2 separate regions of the Homo sapiens genome follow, and region 1 is linked to region 2. A link is a contact called in ENCODE Hi-C or POLR2A ChIA-PET data. All regions are on one chromosome and are shown on one strand. The core of a region is the stretch at or near the end of the contact, and the rest is flanking DNA. Distances in the headings are between cores, read along the strand shown. Region 1 has its middle 67 kb from the start of GPC1. Region 2 has its middle 120 kb from the start of GPC1.

Evidence for each region. A loop is a pair of places that touch in the nucleus more often than their neighbours do. ChIA-PET counts read pairs that join two places held with the same protein, here RNA polymerase II (POLR2A). Pooled maps may share reads with other maps.
Region 1: a map of chondrocyte shows a loop between it and region 2 (2.5-fold over the local background). The contact joins two enhancer-like sites. A Hi-C loop is called at or near these places in 2 of 168 maps with a recorded cell type or tissue (chondrocyte and endothelial cell of hepatic sinusoid) and 1 of 50 pooled maps. POLR2A ChIA-PET finds 5 or more read pairs at or near these places in 2 of 52 experiments (AG04449 and AG04450).

The regions. Positions count from the first base shown.
Region 1 is chr2:240,365,969-240,371,609 of GRCh38, forward strand. No RefSeq gene overlaps it. Among named protein-coding and RNA genes, the nearest start is that of GPC1, 67 kb to the right of the region's middle. RefSeq lists enhancers at 2,594-5,641, 3,662-4,551. Within about 2 kb of position 4,288, at least 25 of the 41 ENCODE cell types and tissues checked have a DNase peak (open chromatin) inside an H3K27ac peak, as active enhancers do.
Region 2 is chr2:240,317,715-240,323,449 of GRCh38, forward strand. No RefSeq gene overlaps it. Among named protein-coding and RNA genes, the nearest start is that of GPC1, 120 kb to the right of the region's middle. Within about 2 kb of position 2,482, at least 5 of the 41 ENCODE cell types and tissues checked have a DNase peak (open chromatin) inside an H3K27ac peak, as active enhancers do.

The sequences.
Region 1 (5,641 bases), core at 3,038-5,537, 50 kb after region 2:
CCTGTCACCTCTGACCACAACTTGGAGCCCAGACACTCCCACCAGGAGGTGGCCCCCAGCCAGAGAGCTGCTCCCCGGGCTCCCTTCATGCTCCCTGACCCCCAGGACCTAGAGACCCTCCTGACCTCAGCCTCCCACCCTCGCCATACCCTGGGCCCCCACCACGGGCTGACAAGGAGGTACCAAACAGCAGCCAAGCCAGAAGATGGCCAGCCTGCCCTCCCCAGCACTACCCTCCCCGGCCAGGCAGCACGTGCCCAGCAAGCTGAGCCATGTGGTCCTGGCAGCATGACCAGGGGGCCTGTCTCCTTCCTGAACTCAGAGGCAGAGCCTGCAGCAGGAAGCAGAGGCTCCCAGAAACCTGACATTCCAGTGACAGCCGGGATCACCAGGGCAGGACGGCTCCCCAACCCAGGCTCGTCCTGGGGGAAGTCGGGGGTATCCAGCCAGCAGCCTCTGCCCTGTGGGGACAGGACATCTCTGGTGAGAGATTTTCCTCATCTTCCTGTAGGGTGTTTCTTCTCCTCCCCAAGGCCAAGGTGGGTTCTGGGGACCCCTGGGCTCTGCCAGTGCAGGCTGCAAACCTGAACGTCCTGGGCTTGGGGCTTGGAGCACGGAGGACAGAGTGCTGGTGTCAATGTCGGGCAGGGGAAGACCCTGGAGAGCCTGGGTTGGCCTTCAGGGACACCCCCACCCAGAGGCCGCAGGGATCATCTGGAAGGCTAGCTGACACTCCATGGAGAGGGACCAGGCAGTGACGGGAGCCCTGGCAGGACTGAAGGAGACTTTGTCGGCAGAGGGGCCTGGGGAGAGTGAAGACCACCACCCGTTTCCCACACACAGCCGTCCAGAGGGGCTGAGCCTTGAAGAGGGGGGAGCGGGGATGTCTTGAGGCCAGAAACCACCCCAGCATGCACGCACATGCACCTGCATACATGCACACGCACATGCACACATGAATGCACGCACAAATGCACACACGCACATGCACACGTGAATACACACACGTGAACGCACACACGAATATACACATGCACATGCACACAATGTGAATGCACACACGAATACACACATGCACATGCAAATGCACACACACGAATGCACACACGCACATGCACATGCAAATGCACACACACGAAGGCACACGCACATGCACACACGAATACACACATGTGAACGCACACGCGAATGCACACACGCACACATGCAAATGCACACACGCAAATGCACACACATGAAGGCACACAAGCACATGCAAATGCACACACACACGAATGCACATGCACATGCACACATAAATGCACACACAAGCACACTCCCCAGCAGTGGGGATGCTGCTCTCCCTGTGCTGCAAGGAGGGAAAGCGATGGGTGTTTTGCGGGACTGGAAGTGAAGCGTTAATGTTGGCTGGATGTTCAATCACCCAAAAGGCCCAAAAGCCTCAGCCCTGGCCCAGCTGCCATGCAAGGCCAAGAAGAGGGGACTCAGCTGAGCAGGGGTGAAGGGAGGGGTTGGGGGGCACATTTAACCCCAGCCCTAAGTCAGGGCTCCTCCATGAACCCAGAGAGTCCACACAGGAGGATGAAGACACCGTGCGCTGTGCCTCAGACGGGGCCATCTCCCAGGTTTCTCTACCTGGCCCAGGCATCCTTTTGGTCACAGCCCCTGACATCTGCTGTGGGGCACAATCAACCCTCAAGGGGGGCTCAGGGCTTCCCCTCCTGAGAGGGTTGGGGTGATGCAGCCCAGCAGAGAACCCATGGGAGGCTCCCACTGCTTTCCACTGCGGAGCCCCACACCGGCTTGGCTCCTCCCTCTCCACGGGCATCCGGCCTGGGTCCCGCGGACGCCTCTTCTTACGCAGGGAGGGGAGTCCCTTGCTGTTTCTGCAGCCAGAGGATCCTGCTGGGCACGGGTGCTGCACGAGGCTCCTTGCTAGAGTGGAGAGCCACCGCTGTGTCCCCATGCCTCCCTAGAAACATGGGTGTGGCCGCACCTGGAGGCCCAGCTGGAAGGGGCCCAGCTGGGCACAGCCCCTACAAGCTGCTCGGGGGCCTGAGTGGGACTGAGACTGTGTGGACCTCCGGCCACCAACTCCCAGAGCCACCCCTAGGCTGGACCTCAGGGGTTGGCTGTTACGGAGGTGTGATGGTCGAAATCAGGAGTTGTCCAACCTTTTGGCTTCCCTGGGCTTGGACCACATTAGAAGAAGAATTGTCTTGGGCCACACATAAAATACACTAACACTAACGATGGCTGACGAGCTAAAGCAAACAAAAAAAATCACGAAACAACTCATAATGTTTTAAGAAAGTTTATGAATTTGTGTTGGGTCGAATTCAAAACCACCCTGGGCCACATGGGGCCCACGGGCCTCGGGTTGGACAAGCTTGATCTAAATATGTGTGTTCCCCCAAAATGCACATGTTGACCTGTCCCCCAGTGCAGTAATATTCAGAGGTGAGGCCTTTAGGAGGTGATTAGGTTGTGAGAGTGGAGGCCCGTGAATGGGACTGGTGCCCTTAGAAAAGAGGCCGCCCCTTCCACAGAGGGAGCACCCAGCGAGAAGGCACTGTCTATGGAAAGCGGCCCTCACCAGACACAGTCTTCCAGCACCTTCATCTTGGACTTCGCGACTTCCAAACTGTGAGAGATACATTTCTCTTGTTTCTACACCACCAGGTCTATGGTAATTTTGTTATACCAAGACAAACAGCCAAGACAGGCAGAGCCTGGAGGGGTGGGGTGAGCTCAGGGGTGCCCAGGGCAGAGCCTGGGGACAGAGTAAGCTCAGGGGCACCCAGGGCAGAGCCTGGGGGCACGAGAGGACAGGCCTGTTTCCCCTGCAGCGAGCATTCTCTGTCCCCCACTGCATTGCACAACAGGCTGGGCACAGGCAACCCTGGCTGCTCTCTGGCTCCGTGCCTGGCAAGGCCCATCACCTTGTGCCCAGGGTCAGGCCACTCCACGGGCAGAGTCTGAGCTGCTCTCAGCATTGTCTTGGGGCCAACTCCTGGTGTCAGGTGTCTCCCGGACCTAGGCTGGAACGTGGGGCCACTCAGGCGTCTCTGACAGGTAGGATCCAGGCACAGGTGGCTCACGATTGATCGACCGTGTGGGGGTTAAATGTCTCCCTAATAAGCCCTCCCACACCTCCTTTCCAGCAGCTGCTAAATGCCCTCAGGGCACCTCATCTGCACAAATTAAAGTCTCCTGACCCTTGTCTGTGCAACCAAACTTCCTGAAGGCAGCTTCTGTCTCGTGTCTGCTCAGAACACCACAGCGGGTCCCACCGCCGTGATGCTAAGAGTCATCTGACCTGTCCCCACCTGCCCTTCCTGCTTCACCTGCCCCACCCACGCTTGCATCCCCCATTCACCTGGTCCTGAAGCTGGGAACCCACCTCCCTACACTCAGCCCAACAAAGAGCAGCCATCCCCAAGCCCTGAGTGACTATGGCCCCCCCACCCGCCCCCCCACCCACATCTGGTTCTGCAGAGAGCTGCATGCCTCCAGGTCAGGGCTGCCTGCTCCAAGGTCACCGGTACCCAGTCCAAGGTCGGGGGCATCCTATCTAAGGTCGGGGGACCACATGCCTGCAGGTCAGGGCTGCCTGCACCAAGGTCAGGGCTGCCTGTTTGAAGTTGGAACCAGACCTGATTTACCAACACTGTGCCCAGTCAGGGCCTGGACACAGCAGGTTTTAATATCTGTCCAAGGAATGAAGGCAGAAGTAAAGGAAGCCTTCTCCATTCTTTCAGCAGCCTTGGACGTACACTGGGCAGGGCGAGGGACACTGGGCATGCTTTTCTGAGCAGCAAGGACTGGAGTCCCCGACCAACAACCTCAGGGACCAGCCTCAGGGCATGGGAGGACTTGAGGGAGGAGGACCCTGGGAAAACCTTCCAGAGCCCTCTCTGCCAGAGAGAGGTGTGCCTTGCCCAAGATCACTTATCCTGGAGGGACACGAGCTGACACAGACACGGCCCAGGACAACCCTGGCAGCCTCTCGCCTCCTGGACTCCCTGAGTCTCCAGCTTTGCCGTGATGCCAGGGTCCCGGTCCAAGGCCAGCCTCCTCTCAGCCAGGCAGCCCACCCCAGCCCAGCCAGGACCAGCTGTGTCTGGGGGAGGAGGGTGGCCCTGCGGTGGGGGCTGTGGGGAAGGGGCAGATGTATGACAAGAGGGGCATTGTCCACACTCCTGACCAGACTTCCAGGAGCTCCAGGGGCGGGAGCAGCAAGGCAGGCTCTGAGCTGCAGGATCCAAAAATAGCCTGGGGTGCGGCCAGTGGCCAGGGTTGGGCAGCTGACTTCACGCCACAAGCATCCCGGGAAGGCTCAGCTGTCTGTGGCCGCACCTGCTGGGCCTCTACCCGGAATGCTGCCCTCAGCGGGATGGGCCTGTAACGGGCCCCTGGGCCACCCACATGCAGAAAGCCCAGCTCCTCCTGAGGCCCCAGAAGCACCCTCGGGTGCCTGGAGGCTGCTGTGTTTCTCGCCCTGACTTGTCCATGGACCCTGGGACAGCCACGGCCCTCACCAGGCCTGGGCCACTTTGCAAGCTGTGGGGGGTGCTGTCTCCCCATTGAGAGTCCCTGGAGATTTGCCCCACGGGTTGGGGAATGACAGCATGACCCCCACCTACACAAGGCAGAGACCCTTGTTCTCCTGGAGTCAGTGGCCCTGTGGGCCCCAACGCTGGGCTCGGGAGAGATTCGCCACATCCAATTGAAAAATGAAGTGGGTGAGCCAGGCACAGTGGCTCATGCCTATAATCCCAGCACTTTGAGAGGCCGAGGCGGGCAGGTCACTTGTGGTCAGAAGTTTGAGACCAGCCTGGCCAACACGGTGAAACCCCTTCTCTGCCAAAAACACAAAAATCAGCCGGGCGTGGTGGTGTGTGCCTGTAATCCCAGCTACTCAGGAGGCTGAGGCAGGAGAAGAGATTGAACCCGGGAGGCAGAGGTTGCCGAGATCGCACCACTGCACTCCAGCCTGGGCGACAGAGTGAGAGCCTGTCTCAAAAAAAGAAAAATGAAGTGGGTGACAACGTTTCATTTCATTCCTGATGCAATTCACGTTTCCTCCGCAAAGGCTTCAGGGCCACGTGGACCATCCACAGGACCCTGGGTATTCCCTGCAGCCCCCAAGCCCCGCCATGGCTGACAGAGGGTGAGGGGCTTGCCCTGGAAGGGTTGGAGCTGGGGACAAGCATCTTCTGGGACCCGGCATCAGAAACAGCTCTTAAGGGACAGACAGTAAATTCCTGCAGCTCAGCCAAATGCTGTGGGGGACATGACCAGAGGAAGGCGGTTCCACACCAGGGAGGGCCTCTGGGAGGCCATGGCCTTTCCAGGGACGAGAAGCAGGCAAGGAAGCCTTGTGTACCAGGGGAGGTGCTCCCGACAGGCTAGCAGCAGAGGCAAAGGCCCAGGGCAGCAGCGGTCAGCTTGGGGTCCGAGGACAGCTAGGACATTGGTGTGGCTGCCGCTGAGGGAACCAGACAGAGGATGGCCACACGTGGGGACCCTGAATCTTATTCTGATGTCAAGCCGGTCAGGGTGTGAGCAGAGACAGGCGCTCCCTTCCCTTGCTTGGGATCCAGCCTTCCCCTGGAAGGGGCCCTGCAGGCTGCCGAGG
Region 2 (5,735 bases), core at 1,232-3,731:
AGGCAGGAGAATGGCGTGAACCCGGGAGGCGGAGCTTGCAGTGAGCCGAGATTGCGCCACTGCACTCCAGCCTGGGTGACAGAGCGATACTCCATCTCAAAAAAAAAAAGTTTTTTTAACTCACTTAAATATTCTAGCATTTTCCTCATTTGTCAAATGGTATTATATTAGTCCATTCTAGCATTGCTATAAAGAAATACCTGAGACTGGGTAATTTATAAAGAAAAGCAGTTTAGTTGGCTCACAGTTCTGCAGGCTGTACAGGAAGCATGGTGGCTTCTTCTCGGGGGTGCCTCAGGGAACTTTTATTCATGGTGGAAGGTAAAGAGGGAGCAGGCATCTCGCACGGCAGGAGCAAGGGGCTGAGAGGGGGTGATACACACTTTTAAAACAAGCAGATCTCATGAGAACTCATTCACCCTATGGTACCAATGGAGGATGGTGCTAAAGCATTCGTGAGAACTCTTCCACCAAGACCCAGTCACCTCTCGCCAGGCCCCACCTCCAACACTGGGGATTAAAATTCAACATGAGGTTTGATGGGGACGCAGATCCAAACCGTGTCACGTGTATTACTTGAATTATGAATATCACTGATTATTGTAAGGAACAAATGTGATCATGTATCAAATATGTTTGAAAACTTAAAAAACTGCTATAGAATTGCCTTTATGCAAACCTGTAACATAGGAACATCGAAAATGTATTTCAGACACTGGACAGGCTGCAGTGCAGGGAAGACGGATCCAAACACTTCCTAGTTGTTTCAATAAGCAGGGAAAAAACAGAAAAACCAAGAATGGAGTTTGGAGAGGCAAAGACACCGAGAATGCACTTGACTGACTACTGGGGAGTGGGGAACTTGGTGGAGAGAGAAACTCGGGGAAGTACTGAGCACTGACCGAGTACTGGGGAGTGGGGCACTTGGTGGAGAGAGAAACTTGGGGAAGTACTGAGCACTGACCGAGTACTGGGCAGTGGGGCACTTGGTGGAGAGAGAAACTCGGGGAAGTACTGAGCACTGACCGAGTACTGGGGAGTGGGGCACTTGGTGGAGAGAGAAACTCGGGGAAGTACTGAGCACTGACCGAGTACTGGGCAGTGGGGCACTTCGTGGAGAGAGAAACTCAGGGAAGTACTGAGCACTGATTCTGCATGTGTGGGGCTTGATTCCTGAAAAAGAACCACCAGAAAGCAGCAGGCTGAACAATCACCAGAGCTCACAGAGGGTTGGGAATAGTTTCCATGCCTACCAGTCAGAATCAAGAGACTTCATGGGACAATGGGAAGAGTCCTCAGTTCGTGATGCTGTGTGGCAGGTACCATGAAGAGGGTGAGGCAGGAGGAGGGGGTGAAGCTGGAGGAGGGGGCGAGGCTGGAGGAGGGGTGAGGCTGGAGGAGGGGGTGAGACTGGAAGAGGGAATGAGGCTGGAGGAGGGGTGAGGCTGGAGGAGGGTGAGTCTGGAGGAAGGGAAGGTTATGGAAACACAGTGGCCCAATCTAGCCAGGTCGTAGGTGGTTTTCAAGCTTTCATTCATCCATCCAGATCTTCATCCATCCATCCACTCATTGACCATGGTTCTGCTTGACAGCAGGACTAGGATAAGGCAAGTGAGATGCCCCGAAAGTTAAAGCGTTCACTCCCAGGTTTGTGCAAGTGCAGGCTCAGCCCGGGAAGCAAGTGCCTCCCTGAGTTCTGCACCCCAGGCACCCCGCCTGCCTTACCCTAGGCCCTGCCCTGGTTCTCCCCAACCAGATCGTGAGCTCGAGAACAAGGGCTAGATCTGGGTCATCTCCATGTCCCCAGCACAAAGCCACATACATAATAGGCATTCAGTGAACATTTGCTGAATCAAACAAACCCACATCCATCATCCCAGATCCTTGCACAGTTAGTATCCAAGGACTGCTTGTTAAAGGAATTGACGTGGGTCCTGTCCCCTGAGGTTATCTGGAAACAGGGAGCTCTGTTCTGGATGCCTTTCCCAGCCTCTCATCTCATCTGAACCTCCTTATAATGTTTCTAGCAGCACAGCCCAACCCTGGACTGTGTCTTCCTGGTTAATGGAGGCCCAGCTGTCCGTAGGTTTGTGCTGACTTTGTAACGACAAATCGAAGAGTTAGTGGTGGCCCAGGGAGGGGCAGCCAGAAGCTGTGTACCAGGTTTCTGGAGCATTCAGCCAGCTCAGAGGGCTCTGGAACAAATTGCAGGATGCTGCTAAACCTGCTTGTTCCAGGCAGCTCTGGCACGCGTGCCCCCACCACATGGAGTGTGCTGTCCTCTAGCTCCTCACTGCAGAACGTCCTGAACCAGATCAAGGACTCTCTAATGTGACCTGGAGTGGTGTCTCCCTACAGGCCTGAGAAGGGCCCAGACTCCGTCCTGGGAGAGCCTCGCCTCTGCCTCCTCCCAGCGTCCGGAACACCTGGCGTCTCAGCTGTGGGAGGGGAGGACTGGCTTGGTGGCTCCACTGTGGCAGGGGCCCGTGGGCTGAAGAGGCAGACCTGGGACTTGGGGGCCGATGTACCACCCGGGCTGCCCTTGCCCTCATCTAGGCTGAGTCAGCGTCTGAGGGCCCCAGCGGGAGGGCAGGAAACGTTTCCGTGGGTGGGAGCCGTGGGAAAGTTCTCCATGAAGCGAGCAAGCTGGAGCGTGCTGGGAAGGACGTGGGTGGGAGCAGCAGGGATGGAGGCAAAGCAGTGAAGCAGTGGCCGCAGGGGTCTGCCGGGTCATCCTGGTGCTGAACACACCTTCCGGGAAGCCTTGCTGACTCAGAGCGAGGGCGTTAACAAGCCCTTTCTCTAGCTCCACAAAGCCCCTGCTGACATGCAAAGACTTGGTTACTTCTCTATAAAGCATTTTCATTGTCTCTGGACCGTCTGGACTCTTGGGGACATGCACTTCCCCTCCCTCGCTGCTGTCACACAGTCAGGTGCCCCATCAGAGCCAGCAGTCCGGCCTCCAAGGGGGTTGGAGCCGCTGGCACCCAGCCGGGCTGGTCAGCCTCAGCTTCGCAAACCACTCTGTGGTCTGGCACATCACTGTAGCCCTCCATCCAAGACCCCTGTCCAAGACTAGGCACAGAAGTCCAAGGAGAGCATGCTGGTGCCTGCCCCTACCCCAGCACTGCCACCCCCAGGGGCCTGCAGTCCTGTGACACAGAAGATGCCACAGCGTTCCACACGGTGGGATCCTTTCTGTGGGGACACAGTCTGCCTTGTCCCACGTCGGTCCATGGAACACAGAAGGGTGACCACTCTGCACTGTCAGAAGCTGCCCAACATGTGGGCGCTGCCAGGAAGCACTTCGCTAGTCCCTCCACTGGGCCATTTCCCAATGAGATCTTTCACTTGGCAAATTTAGTGTTTTGAATCAGTGTTCGTGCCGGGAATGAGGGGTGGGATGGAGGCTGCCAGTTTATCCCAGAAATTCCACATCTAACAATATTTCCAGCAGACAGGCTCCCATATGTTAAAGAAAGCGTGTCCAAAAATGTTTATTACAGCATTGTCAGTCATTGTGAAAAAATAGAAACAGCCCAAATGCCCATCAAGAAGGAATGGTTAAATGGGAAACCTCCAAACATATTGCTAAGTGAAAAAGCAAGTTGTAAGCCAGTTCTCACCAGGTGATTCTGTGTATTAAAAATGCCACAAATATATACGTCTACTTGTCTAGCGACACACACGCCTGCACGGGTCATGGCCAAAAGGACACCCCCGGTGGTGACGCGGTCGCCTCTGAGAGGTGGATGGGATGGACCCAGAAGAGGTGGAGGAAGGCTGTCACTTCAACGGCAGGTTTTTCTCTACTTAAATTTTCGCCAGGAGGATGTACATGTGCCTTACTTGTACACACATTTATATATATATATATATATATATATATATATATATATATATATATATATATATATGCAGAGAGAAAGGGGGGTATACACAGATGCAGAGAGAGGTCACCTCTGACCCAAGCCTGCAGTCACCAACCAGAGACCCAGCTGCTCCATTCCCATTGCCACCATGAAGCAGGGATGCCTCCTCCTTGCTTCTTAGAAATCAGTTTTTAAAAAATCAGGCTGGATGCAGTGGCTCATGCCTGTAATCCCAGCACTTTGGGAGGCTGAGGCGGGCAGATCCCCTGATGTCTGGAGTTCGAGACCAGCCTGGCCAACATAGTGAAACCCCGTCTCTACTAAAAATACAAAAATTAGCTGAGTGTGGTGGCAGGCACCTGTAATCCCAGCTACTCAGGAGGCTGAGGCAGGAGAATCACTTGAACACAGGAGGCAGAGGTTGCAGTGAGCTGAGATTGCACCACTGCACTGCAGCCTGGGGAACAAGAGCAAGACTTTGTCTCAAAATAAAATAATAAAATAATAAAATAAAATAAAATAAAATAAAATAAAAATAAGTCAGTGTCAGGAAAGCACCAGAGGCAGCAAACATTGGTCCAGGACCATCCAGGGCTGTATGTGTGCAGGTCTGTAATGCTTGGAGCATCAGACAGCAGCAGAGAGATCCCCCTCGGTGAAGAGCCTTCCCTGGAGGCTGCAATAACTCACTGCATGTGAGGCCTGCATCTATGTGTTCCAGACACCCAGCGGTTTGCAAAGCTCGGTTTTATGGCCTGGGTATCACCAGTGTCAAAAGAAGGGCAAAGGGACCTCAGCCCGGACCCCTGCCTGTGACAGGTGAGAGGGAGCACCCAGGACACCACGGGTTTTGAAGCATCCTTGAAAACCTCTTAGGTGGTCGGGTCCTGTCTTCAGAGTTCCCGGGGCGCTGTCCTCAGCCAGGACCTTGGGAAGTCCTGGTGTTTGGTCAGTTTGTTCATCAAATGGCCACGCAGTACAAGTCCTTGATGGAGAGTCAGAGCAAGCGTGTGCTTTGCAGGCTCTCCTGAGCAGCCGTGACTTCCAGCTAATGATGGCGCAATGGGCATCTGCGCTTGGCTGCTCTCCACCTCGGGCCCCAGCTGGGAGGACGGTGGAAGGGTTGTTCATCCACACAGACTGGGAGGAGACCTTCACAGACTCGAGATCTCAGTCAGCTGTGGAAGGAGGAGGCTGGGCCCGCGATGGCTCAGGGGAAACGTGGCGGCAGAGTCTGACCCCTCAGCAGGACACCGGGGAAGCTCAGACATGGCAAGGTGGCCAAGCAGGCTGGAGGCAGGAGGGAGCCGAGGGCCCGGAGCGCGAGGATGGACGGACAGCCCAGCTCCCTGTGCAGCAGCGCCCGACGCCCCCACAAAGATCCACGTGCTCAGAGTGAAGAAAGAGAAGTTACAGTCTAACATTCTGGGCTGAGCCACGTTGCCCGTCAAGGATGGGGAAAATAAAGGCGTGCCAGGACTGCCCAGGTGCCTTCCAAAACGTTACACATGCACCTGCTGCGGTGAAACAAGAGGACTCCGGGAGACGAAATGACGGGGCATCCAATAAGCCCCAAGTCGGCCCGCCCCTCCCTACCGGAGGGCAGTGGAGGCCCCGCCGGGAGTCCAGGCTCCGCCACCGCCATCAGACCCGACGTGCCGAGGAGGGACTTGGGCTGGAAGGGGCGGCTGAGAGCGCTGGGCTGCAGGGGCATCTGGAAGAGCGCTGCGGCCTGGGAGAGAGCAAACCGTGCCCGGCACAAGGAGAAACACAGAGTGGACGTTCCAGGCAAAACAGAAAGCTGTGCACTTCCCGGTTCTTCTGGGACTAATAAGGACTGAATCCCCAGAAATAACCGTTTAA